Linked DNA regions of Homo sapiens: region 2 is linked to region 1. A link is a contact called in ENCODE Hi-C or POLR2A ChIA-PET data. All regions are on one chromosome and are shown on one strand. Each heading gives the region's core, a stretch centred on a gene start or an enhancer-like site at or near the end of the contact. The rest is flanking DNA. Distances are from core to core; before and after follow the strand shown.

Region 1 (6,119 bases), core at 1,623-4,122:
CTTCCGGAAATGTTAACATTTTCCTTCACAAAGGCTTGGCAGATTTATTTACATATTTTTCTATTTACTCTTGAGAACTGTGAGTACATGCTTCTTTTTTTTTTTATTATACTTTAAGTTCTAGGGTACATGTGCACAACGTGCAGGTTTGTTACATATGTATACATGTGCCATGTTGGTGTGCTGCACCCATTAACTCGTCATTTACATTAGGTATTTCTCCTAATGCTATCCCTCCTCCCTCCCCCCACCCCACGACAGGCCCCAGTGTGTGATTTTTCTCCATTAAATTTTAGAGAGAATTATTGCTAGTGTATAAAAAGTCTATGGATTAGTATAAGTTCATATTTTATCTGATCTCGCGATTCACACTAATACCCAGCTGACTCTACAGGATTTTACAGGTGTGCAATCATGGTGGCCAAGTGCCTCCAGCCTCAGGCTTGTCCCTGGGGTTCGTCCCCAGCTGCCCACAGTGGGGGCCTTACCATTAACACAAACACTGTTGGGATTTTCTACCTTTCCTGTCTTACTTTCACCGTTTCCTCACTTGTGCTTCCTGGGATCATCCCCCAAATAAATTATGTGCACTCAGGTCTTTTTCTCAAGGTTTGCATTGGGTAGAATTTAAGCTAAGACAACAGATTATCAGCAAACATTTTTGGCTGACTGATACGAAACAGGAAATAATAGTTATTTCAATCAACAAGAGTAAAACGAGGAAGTCAGGAGGTGAAGGAGAACCAGTGCTACCATCTGGCGTTTACTTCCTTCCTGTCTTTTTACTGTGTGAATATAGGCATGCACGTTCAACACTGTATTCTTGGTTATCTATAAACAAGTCTCATTCTATAAATTGAATCTTGACTTCCGCAGTTTCCACGTATGTTATTTATCGGGTGACATGTTACCTATCACACAAATGAGTTTAGTCTTCCTGAAATGAAATTATGATTTCTTTGTTTGGGATGTTTTCCTCCCTTTTATCCAGAAGTCAAAAGATATATACATTTTTTAAAGGACCTTACATGCCTCTATGTCATCAAAAAAACCTTCATTCACTCAACAAACATTTACCACCAGTGTTCTCTGTGCTGAGTATCATGGTAACGAGAATAAATGCCATAGCGCAAGCCTTCAGGGTATTTGCATTGCACGTGGTGGAAAGACAGAAGTAAATGACTATGATACAGGAGAATGTATAAATTATGAGCACAAGGCAGGAAATCATGATACATGAATGGGGTAGCTTAGCAGGAAAGATATTATTGAGGAGGAAATATTTTAACTGGGTCTTGACACATGAGTAGGAGTTTGCAGAGTGGACAAAAAAAGATGAAACATTCCAAGAAGATGAAGCAGTTTCAGCAAGCTTAGCAAATTGTATTCTTTACGGCTTTCTTGGCTACACTAAGACATATTAGGCTTACTTTCTCTTTAACCTTGGACAAGTTGTTTGTTTGTTTGTTTTAAGTTTTTAATGCTTCTTTTGAGTATTCCCCTAAAAGACTAATAAGAATATAAACTAGTTCATAAGGTTCTATTAAAGCGTGAAAATGAAACAAATGTAAGATATTTGGTACAATGCCTGCTACATAGTCAATACTTCACAAGTAATATACATACCATGAGGGTGTATGGAACTTATCCACATATTATACATTTCTTATTTTAGTTGTTTAATGAAAATAATTGTAATTCTTTTCATTTCTGCCAAACTGTTTCCTATCCATGTGTCTTATGCAAGTACCTGCAAGAAAAAGTTGAGGGTTTATCTGTTCTACACCCAGAGTACCCAATAGAACATCTTGGATGCATGTTATTGAAGGCTTAATAATTCTAAATATTCTTTATATATAACAAATGCTTTTGTAAATGAAAAATCCATCATGCAATTTTGATGATCAAAGATTAATCAGGCTGGGTGTTGGGGGCTCATGCCTGCAATCCCAACACTTTGGGAAGCCAAGGCAGGTGGATCACGGGGTCAAGAGATCGAGACCATCTTGGCCAACATGGTGAAACCCTGTCTCTACTAAAAATACAAAAGTAAGCTGGGTGTGATGGCGCAAACCACCTTACTCGGGAGGCTGAGGCAAAAGAATCGTTTGAACCCAGGAGGTGGAGGTTGCAGTGAGCAGAGATCATGCCACTGTACTCCAGCCTGGCGACAGATTGAGAATCTGTCAAAAAAAAAAAAAAAGATAAATCAAAACTTCCTACTCATAATGCATATACTGTAAGACATACAGCAAAATGTGTTTTTACCCTTTAAAGGCAGTGAGTCATGGGTAAGTACTTTCGCTGGAGGCTGTGGAATAAGATCTGACAGAGTTTAGAACTTCTTGGGATCTGACCATCTGCCCGACCATCCGAGATGCACACATGGGATCAGAGTCATCCTCATTACAGATGGGACATCCTTCCCCAAATGAGTGCTTCCTTCTAATTCCTTCCCAACATTTCACCTGACCAGGACATTCTTTGACAACAAAAGATACATTCACATTATAAAAATCATCCCCCATGATTTGCAGACAGCAATCTGCAGGTAGGAGGGAGAGTCACATTTAAAAACAAAATGTCAGAGAGTCCTGTGACCAGTGCTTTGTAAAAGACACTGCATAGACCAGGGACAAAGGTGACTCCCCACTAATGAAGAAATATGACATGCATTTCCAATGGAAACACAGGAGCACAGCAGGAAAAGGAAATGGGTTATTTTCTCTGTTTTGGAGTATTTAACTGGAAACACAATGATGTAATTACATGATTAATTTTTCCAGTAGGTAAATAATAACAAGGAAATAATGATGTGGTGGCAATGGGCCTTCAGGAGGGTATAAAGGGACTACAGGCCCAGGAGACTTCCAAACACAAGAACTTCACTCTCCTAGAAACCCAACTAGATCCTTCACCCTCTGACACCATGGTAAACTCCTGTTGTGGCTCCGTGTGCTCTCACCAAGGCTGTGGCCGAGACCTCTGCCAGGAGACCTGCTGCCGCCCCAGCTGCTGTGAGACCACCTGCTGCAGGACCACCTACTGTCGCCCCAGCTGCTGTGTGTCCAGCTGCTGCAGGCCCCAGTGCTGCCAGTCTGTGTGCTGCCAGCCCACCTGCTGCCGCCCCAGATGCTGCATCTCCAGCTGCTGTCGCCCCAGCTGCTGTGTGTCCAGCTGCTGCAAGCCCCAGTGCTGCCAGTCTATGTGCTGCCAGCCCACTTGCTGCCGCCCCAGATGCTGCATCTCCAGCTGCTGTCGCCCCAGCTGCTGTGTGTCCAGCTGCTGCAGACCCCAGTGCTGCCAGTCTGTGTGCTGCCAGCCCACCTGCTGCCACCCCAGCTGCAGCATCTCCAGCTGCTGCCGCCCCTCTTGCTGTGAATCCAGCTGCTGCCGCCCCTGCTGCTGCCTGCGTCCAGTCTGTGGCCGAGTCTCCTGCCACACCACTTGCTATCGCCCAACCTGTGTCATCTCCAGCTGCCCCCGCCCCTTGTGCTGTGCCTCCTCTTGCTGCTGAGCCCACTGCCCTGGCTCATCTCTCCCTTCACTGCAGGCCCACAGTTGTAGACCATTCTTCTGTGCTGACTATTAGGACACATGGAGTGGGATTGATGTCATTCAGCAGGGTGGACTTCATGTTTCCAATGAGCCCATCACCATCCCACTGACTCTGTGAGAACATTCTGGTTCATTTTAAACTCCCTCCCTTGCTTTCTTTCTCTTCCAGTCATGGCACCAAATATGAAATAATTTGTAATCCACTAGCTAAGAAATTATTCCAATCCTCTAAATTCCTCATTTTTTAAATCGTTTTGAGCCTACAGAATATCCTTCCCAGTGAGGTACACATTATCTCCATTTCAAACATATTATTTGTCTGTCAGCCTTTCAGTCATTCTTTTCTCTTGGAAAGGTAGGAGGCTGCCCCTCCCATGCTCTCCTGCTTTCTCCCTGTTCTCTCTTTGTCTCTGTTTGTTCAAGTTTGCCAGAATTTTTCTATTTTATTGGTTCTTTATCTTTATTGTGTTCACAAAATATATTGTATTAAACTTTTCATTTAGAAATCTTTTATTGTTTTTTGCATTTTTTTGTGATAATTTTCACTGAGTTTACTGATTCATGGGGGTGAGGTGGGAATGCAGTAGAAGGGGATTCTCAAAGCATGATTCCAAAGTAAGACTTCAGGGATGAACTCATAGTGCCAAACTGCTCCAATGTCACGCATAAACTAAAATAAAATAGAAGCTTTTGATTGTTTCAATTTGATATATGGAATGCTTTGGGATAGGTAAAGCCCCAGTATTGTTGTTTGTAAGTTCATCCATGATTTTAGAACTTATGATATCATGGTAATACTCCTCACTCTTCTGTGTCAAATTTAAAAGGCACATCTCATCCTACTGCATTCCATCTTGATTCAAATCAGTTAAGGCAGACTCCAAATGTTATATAAGGGAATTTTGTTATTTTGTTGTCGGTGGACCAGTTCAGGTTCTTGAATTTGCTGTGCAAAAGAATTTGAGAGCAAATCCAAAGTAAGAGTAAGCGAAGAAATTTGTTGCAAAGCAAAAGTACTCTTTGAGAGGCAGAGTGGGGTGCTCAGTGGGAGAGACAGCAGCTAGTGCTGTAAGAGGAATTCCTTTTATGGGAGCTATACGTACATAATCATAAAATACTGGTGAGGTCAAGTATGCAAAGGCAGACCTGCGGTTGGCACATGTGCTCAGGATCCACGTGGTCTAACACCCATCGCATGTATCATTAGCATATGAAATCTCCGCCTTGGGGTGTTTTTCTTGTTGTGGTTGTTTTTACTATTAAAATGAGGAAATGGTTACTATAAGCTGAACCTTGATCCTAGCTGTGCATGCAGGACCCCAGAGAAGTCCCTGCCCACCCTCCCAAACACCCCACCCCAGGAAGGAATTTGTAGTTAGGAGTTTCTTGGGCTTTTGGTGCAAATTGGCTAGAGATTGGGGAAGCTGCATCAGGAATAAAGGGCTTTTGCTCTCTTTCCCAGGTTGTACTAGGTATCAGGAACTTGTAACCCTCTGGTGGGTCTGCTTCGATTCTGTAGGACCCCTTATCTTGTGAAAGAGTTAGGCACTGATGCACAAAGGTTCAAGTGAAAAGAGCTTGCTGTGAAAGGATCCTGCTGGGCTTCACACAGGGGACAAGTCAGTATGGCCTTGTGAACCCCCAAAATCGGAGACAGGTCTCAGTTTATTTAGAAAGTTTATTTTGCCAAGGTTGGGGATGTACACCTGTGACACAGCCTCAGGAGGTTCTGAAGACATGTGCCCAAAGTGGTCAGAGCACAGCTTGGTTTTATACATTTTAGGGAGACATGAGACATCAATCAACATATGTAAGATGAACAGTGGTTCCGTCCGGAAAAGGCGGGACAAGTCTAAGCGGGGAGGGGCTTCCAGGTCATAGGTAGATAAGAGACAAATGGTTGCTTTCTTTAGAGTTTCTGATTAGCCTTTCCAAAGGAGGCAATCAGATATGCATTTAACTCAGTGAGCAGAGGGGTGACTGTGAATAGAATGGGAGGCAGGTTTGCCCTAAGCAGTTCCCAGCTTGACTTTCCCCTTTACCTTAGTGATTTCAGGGCCCCAAGGTTTATTTTCCTTTCAAATTTCCCCCCTTTTCTTAAAAATCTTTTTGAGAAAGCCTTTTTGAAGAAAGTCAGTCTTTGGTCTCAAGTTTCATCTGATATCTCATGGCTAGGATTGTTTATTCCTAGAAAGATAATTCCTGAGTTATTAGGAAAGTTCATTTTTAGCAGGTTGTGAAGTTTCATGTCCTATGAAGAGAAAATAGGGGGAGGAAGGGAGAAAAACAAAAATAAACAAAAGAACAATCCTGGAAAATCAATATGGGCCACATTACTCTGAAGTCCATACATCAGTAGGCAGGTATGAAAGTGGCTTATGTATGTAAACAGGTTGCTGGTATTTTCTTCTGAAGTTTAAATTCTCTAGCTCCAGTTCGCAGGGCTTTACAAAAGCACAGATGAGTTTTCAGTGACTCCAAATTAGGAAAAATGGGGGAAAGAAGAAGAAAAAAAAACTGAAAACAATCTTTTGAAGACCTGTAGCCAAGAAAAATTAGAA
Region 2 (6,843 bases), core at 508-3,007, 220 kb before region 1:
AGAGCTTGCCTGAGAGGTGACATTTGCATTGAGACCTGAAAACAGAGAAGAAACAGAGCAGAGGGAAAGAGCTTTCCAGAGAGAGGGACAGAAAGTCAAGGAAGGGAGGGAGTAAGGCAGTTGCCTTTGAAGAAGGGAGCAAGGCCAGGGCATCGGGAGTGATGAGTAGGGGAGGAACAATCAGCCTGTATGTGTGGGCAGTGGCCAGGGTACATGGGGGCTCGCCAGTTCTGTGGAGGATCCGATTTCATTTCAAGGGAAGAGGAAAGCCTTGGGAGAGTTAAAAGGATGAATTTGATTGACACTTTTATTAAAAGGAGTGCATTGGCAGCTGAATGGAAAATAGGTTTACTGAACACTAACATTTAAAGTTTCAGGGTAGTGGATGACAATTACAAGTCAGGTATGTCTTCTTTTATGTTTCAAAGAAGAATCACTGACATCTAACAACAACTGCTCACATTTCTCATCAAAAACAGGAGAGTCTGGCAGCAGGCACCAAAAGTCCCAAGAATGGCTCCAACTATAAAAGGATATGAGGATGACATGATCTGTCCCTTGTTATTGCAAAATGCACACTGACAACTTGATGAAGTTATGTGCCAGGCAGGTGGGCCCCGGCCCCACCAGGCTCCTCGCTGAGCCTGCTGCAGGTGTGCAGAGGTAGCTTTCCCTCACTCTCACTTTTTTTTTTTAAACTTGTAGGGACAAGCACAGGACTGAAATGTAAAGTGTAGGGGGAGCCCTTGAAACTATTGCTATGGAATAAAAGATGAAATGCTCCTGATTATTGTAAATACAAAGTTGCATGCAGGATTGTGTAAAGACAATGCCAGGCTGGACTACCAGAATAAGCCAACAGCGTGTGATGTGCTTCCCCCTGCAGAGTCTATGAACGGAAGGGCAGGCAGGGATGTTTCACATCACCAAGATTCCTATCCCAGAAAAGCAGATGTTCATAGCTCTGAGAACGGAATGCGACCCTTGAGGAGAGCCTATAAACGGACGCATGAGGGGTGCATGTTCATATGGATAAGATAGGGCTATAAATGCCCTCATCTTGCCACAGCTCTTCTAGGCCTCTTTAGGGTTAAGGCATTCTCCCTTCTGAGAATTTCTGGTCTAACCTGTTGTCTAGCTTCACGTCCTGTTTCTATGGATTGTTTGTAACCAGCTTTTGCTGCAACTGTTACTGCTGATTAATATCTTGCTAATCACAGGTTATGGAAACACTGTGTTTCTGTTTTAAGGCTCTGTTAGAAATTACTGATGCACATACTATATTGTAAATTCTTATCTCTGTATATTGTACTTCTGCATACAGATGTTATGTTAAAGAATTGCTTCATCCCCATGTGACCATCTCACCTCATAATCAAATGACCCGAAATCCCTCACTAACCTACCCCCACCCTCACTAAACTTAATAACAAATGCTATATTTATATCCAGTGCATTGGTGGCATCGCAGGACCAGAAGGCGGTGACCCCCCGGACCCAGCTTTCACTATCTTGTGTGTGTCTATTCTTTCTCAACCTGCCAATCCTCCTGGGAACAAAGAGCCCCATTGCATTGCAGATTGCTGGCCAGATCCTGCAATAGTAAAGCCTAGGGAGGATTTACAGCCTCCCCAGTCAAAGATGTATTTACAAAAAATTCAAACACTTGCTCAGCTGCGGCCTGGATGTGATGGCATCTACACAAGATGACTTCCTGCAGCGGCACAAATGAAGCTGTGGGGGATCCCGACGAGCTAAAGCTTGGGTGTGGCACATGGGAGTGAATGTGTTTAAAGTTTTAAAAGTGGTTAAAAGGTGAAAAAAGAAAGGCTAGAAACCAAACCTCAGAAAAATCATGCATTTGAAAGTGACTGCTTTAGTTTTCAATCTGGTTTCAGTCTTGTAACCTCTATCTGTATCTCAGCCTGCATTGTGTTACTATGCTTTTTAAGCCACGGTTTCTTAAACTGAAAATGGGAGACTAATAACCACCTCACTTTTTTTTAAATAAAGGTAGAATCAGATTATGTTGCAAAGATGCTCAACCCAACCAGATACATCATAAGTGTCCAGTAAATGGAGTTCCTATTCACTTCCTTAGCAGCCCTGCATTCTGACCCCTTTCCTATTGCTCATCACAGGGTCTCCACAGCCTTGAGAATAAAAGGTTTTGCTCATTTGAGTCCTTCAGTAACCAGGTGAGAATCTAGTTTCAGGTTCTCTCAAATTGAGGGTTGTAGAAGACAGGCCAGATGGGACAAGAAACTGAAGAATCTGAGCTCGAGGGCTGAGAATCAGAGAGAAATGAATTCAGATGTGCCTGCATGCATCTGTGTGGGTCTGTGCACCTATGCTTGTGTGTGTGAGTGCAGGTGTGTGTGCGTGCTGTGTTAGGAGGAAGATGGCTAATTATGATTATGAAACTGGTGGTATTTTTGCTGATTATAACAATCAGAATTTTCAAATGGAAAGATAAAAGTAAAGCACAGAGCTGGTGGTGTCAAAGTCATAGGAATTTTAGTCACTTTATGGGAACTGGTTTCCACTTATGCCTATTTTCTACACAGGAAACCAACAATTAAGTGTATCATTAAAGGCCTGGGTAAAATTTAACGTGTTTGTATTTCCTGTTAATAATTATTTCAGACCTGCACATGCTGACTTCATCTTGGTTGGTTGTGGAGGCTGACTGACTGCTGGCTGCTGTGAAACATGAGGGTTACCAAGACCCTGAGAGCAGAGGGTGTGTGGTCCATTGTCAAAGAGCCAGGGGGACACGTGGGAGGGTCACTGCGGGAAGTGACTGCAGGCCATGCATGGTAATGCACAGGTATGACCAGCACAGAGGGACATGCCTCTAAGAAGGGTGCACTCTGGGGGCAGGGAAAGGACATAGATGAGAGAGTTTGAATGCTTTCTTGGTAAGTGCTTAATTAGATTGGTTCCCCACGGCAGCATTTTATGAACTGAAGTGCATAGACACTTCAAGGGGCTATAAGAGGGAAAATATTCCATGGGTTAGAGATGGAGAGAGGAGCATCTAGAATTTTGCAACTGAGCTTTAGTGAGCTCTGTTTCACATTTGGATGTCAAGGATTTTAGAAAAGCAGATGTCTGCCTCACTGCTGTCTGTTTAACTGAAGGTTTACACTTGTGCTCTGAGATTGTTACTAAAACAGAAAGAGGAAGGAGAAGAAGAGGAGGACGAGGGGGAAGGAGAGAGAATGAGTGAGGAAGGAAGGAAGAAAGGCAGGGAGGAAGAAAGGAGGAGAAGAAGAAAAAAACAAAATGTCTATTGCAGTTGTCTTAGGCATTTAGTGAATTGTCAGTTTTTTTGCTTGGTCGTTTTTTGTGGCCCTGTTTCTGTCACTACCTTGCCTTTGTCTCCATTTCTAACCCCATGTTCACCCCTTGGATTTAATGGTAGATCCAGCTTTTCTGGTTCTGGCCTTGGGTGCCTCCAGGGCATTATTTGCCCCTATTCTCTCTAGCTTTTCCTAATTCTGGCCTTTGATGCCTCCTGATATATGCCCCCATTCTCTCTAGCTTTTTCTGCTCTTGGCCTCTCAGCCAGGTCTGCAATAACCCCTGTGCACCATTAATGGTTTAGAGAAAGGCTCTCTCTCTGGGTGGATGCAGCCTGTAGGTGCCTGATTTGGCAAGCAGCACATAAGCTCGTCTCCATCCCACCCTGCAGCTGGGTGCTCTTGTGCCTGGCACAGCTCATACCTGCATATTGCTGCCTTGGAACAACCCATGCAGCCAGCTCAAAACTTCATCCCTGGACTCCATCTGGCCATTGTCCCTGCTAGATTAGAGCTTGAGTCAGACAGTTTAAATAATTTTGAGGAATTCTCTCATTTTTTAAACTGATCCTTGTGGTACTTTTATGGCAGACGTAAAGTAGGCACACAATAAGTGCTCAACAAATAATTAATAATCTGCCTGCCTGAAATGCATAACCTATTTAGGGCAGATGAGGAAATGAGGCATAGAGGGGTTGCTTGAGCAATACTATGCAGCAAAAAATGTTTTTGTTTATCAACAGAAGACGCACTTAGGCAACTGAGAAGAGCAGGAAACATGTGGGTACATGATTGTCTTTTTTCTAATGAGAAGGGAGTAATTCTTCCTTTTCTCAAACTTGACGCTGTTCTTTGAAGGCAGTATGTTATTCTTAGATTAACAACCATGACACTCATAGGATTAGACGTGCAACTTCATGGTGAAAGAACTTTGGTGGCAAGAACAGGGGTACAGAATGCAACATTTGAACCAAGCCCAACAGTAAACAGAAACTAAGAACTAAAGTGGTTTGCCCACACAAAGATTGAATTTGTGCCAAGGGTTTTTCCAGTTCTCAGAGGTGCTTAAGTGTAAACCCAGAAAGTTACCTGACATGCTCACGTCCCTGTGTCTCCGTGATATGCTGAGACTGCAAAGTTTTGGTCTGGTCTGCTGCCCCTTTTTTCCATAGAGCTCTAGGCATCTCTTGCTAGACATAAAGCTCAGGGGCTGTTGAATCAAAGGTGGTCAAATGTAACAATGTGAGGCATCCATTCTAGAAAGTTTTGAATTCTAATTGAGAGAGTCAGGATGTTTCTAAACTTTTTCTTTTTCTTTTCCCTTTAGTGATCATTAGGTTAAGCTGTGACTGATCACAAGTAAAGACCTGGTGAAAAAGTGAACTTCTTGTTTGGACTAACAAGTTCTCTCAAATTCACACTAATTGTACATCCAATTAGAGGAGTTGATTGAAAAATACCAGTTCATGTTTATGTTTATATTTTTAAAGAACTTAGACTTGTAATACATTTATAAAACCATAAAATGCTAGAAGGACATACATATCAAATGTATAATTGTGTTTGTCTCTGAGAAGAAGAGATTGGAATAAGAATGGATATGGAAGTCAAAGAAGTTCTCAATGCTGTATTTCTTAATTTTAAACCCACTTAGAGCAAATATGAAAAAATATTAACAGCCACAGATTCTGGGTAGGAAAGCACAAGTTGTAAAATATATTTTCTCTGTTCTTTTTTTTTTTTGACTAGATGTTTGTTTTAAAGTATTTTATTGCTATTAAAAGAAAACAAAATACAAAAGAATTGGATGGAAAAGCAAAGGCTAATCTCTTTATTTCAGCCACTAATAATTGTGGTAATCCTGGGTGTTAATCCTTGAAGTCTTCATGGCATTGCTGTTTATCTGGTGGAAACTTATGACGCTTAGAATAGGCTGAGTAACCTGTAATATCTTGTGTTTGACCCAGGACACCACAGTCCCAGGCACAAAGTGGTTAATTTTTTTCTTTTTTCCCATTAATGATCATTAGGTTAAGCTGTGACTGATAACAAGTGAAGACCTAGTAAAATAGTGAACTTCTTTGGTTGGACCAACGAGTTCTATCAAACTCACACAAATTGTATATCCAATTAAAGAAGTTGATTGAAAAATGCCAGTTCATGTTTATGTTTGTATTTAAAAAAATCTTAGACTTGTATATACATTTAAAAAACCATAAAATGCTAGAAGGACATACATATGAAATGTATGCATTAATGTATATTAAATGTATGTCCTTCTGGCATTTTATGGTTTTGTAAATGTATACACAAATCTAAGTGATGGCAATGACATTTGTTCAGACCCCTCCAATAAGGTATTTGTATAAAGGTACTGTAATTTTCATACTTACTATGATAAGGATAAGGTTAAGCGAGTCAAAGGTCACTTTATAAAAAATCTAGCTGCTTTTTTACAATAATTTAAAGCTCTCCTGGAAACACTATACAAGGTTTAAACAATGAGTATTTAAACAATGAGCCCCTCTATGATGGACTGGGAAGCACCATGTGTCAAGAGGAGCATGGCAATGCTATTAACCATAGAAGCATCAATAAAATATGTGTATGTTGCCAATGAGGACCACATTTGGGTTGGTTCGTTTCTCTAAGATATCTGTCTAGCCGATTCATTGTCTCAGGACATTTTGTTGCCCAGGATGCAGTTTTCTCTTTCAAATACACATCCCTGATTTTTACTGAGAATATCTTCCAATGATATTTTCTTTGTCAGAAATTTTGCAAATAAAAGTAGAAAGAAAAAAGGGATTTGTGGAGAGAGAGTTCCAAGATGGCAGGTGATGGAGTTTATGGTGGCATATGTGCCCCAAACAAAACGCAGGCCTGGGAAGGGCCTGGACAGCTTTTCCTGGAAATAGGAGACTGGGAATGGGAGGGAGTGTGGATTCAACATGGACCATCTTTTCCAGTCCTTACACCACTCTGACGTTAGTAACTCTAAAGCATTGCATACGTTTGCCTTCAGGGCTAGCTGAGGGGGCTTCTTTCCTCTCTCCTTCAAGAAAGGAGAGAGGGAAGAGGGTCTCTTGCTTCTCTACTCCTAGCTTCTTGCTGATGGGAAACTTCAGAGTTTCCCATGAGAATCTAATGCCTTATGATCTGTCACTGTCTCCCATCACCCCCAGATGGGATCATGTAGTTGCAGGAAAACAAACTCAAGGCTCCCACTGATCCTACATTATGGTTAGTTGTGTAATTTTTTCATTGTATATTACAATATATTAATAGTAGAAATAAAGTGCACAATAAATGTAATGGGCTTGAATCAGCCCCAAATCATAACTTTCCCTCTCCTCGGCCCATGGGAAAGTTGTTTTCCATGAAACTGGTCTCTGGTACCAAAAAGGCTGGGGACCACTGGTGTAAATGCTTCTAAGAATAGATAAGCAACTTAAGGTTTACAGGGTACTAAAAATATGGGTTTAAATGCTAATAAAACTGGATGCACATGAAAACACTCTCTTGCTGTGGTCCAGTG

What was found. A loop is a pair of places that touch in the nucleus more often than their neighbours do. ChIA-PET counts read pairs that join two places held with the same protein, here RNA polymerase II (POLR2A). Pooled maps may share reads with other maps.
Region 2: a pooled map shows a loop between it and region 1 (4-fold over the local background). The contact joins the enhancer-like site here to the promoter of KRTAP4-11 in region 1. A Hi-C loop is called at or near these places in 5 of 50 pooled maps. POLR2A ChIA-PET finds 5 or more read pairs at or near these places in 2 of 52 experiments (CD4-positive, alpha-beta memory T cell and activated CD4-positive, alpha-beta T cell).

The regions. Positions count from the first base shown.
Region 1 is chr17:41,115,126-41,121,244 of GRCh38, reverse strand. KRTAP4-11 (keratin associated protein 4-11) reads left to right here and starts at 2,872. Exons shown (of 1, transcript NM_033059.4): 1 at 2,872-4,064. The coding sequence starts at 2,930. The coding sequence ends at 3,517.
Region 2 is chr17:41,336,590-41,343,432 of GRCh38, reverse strand. No RefSeq gene overlaps it. Among named protein-coding and RNA genes, the nearest start is that of KRT33A, 11 kb to the left of the region's middle. Within about 2 kb of position 1,757, at least 4 of the 41 ENCODE cell types and tissues checked have a DNase peak (open chromatin) inside an H3K27ac peak, as active enhancers do.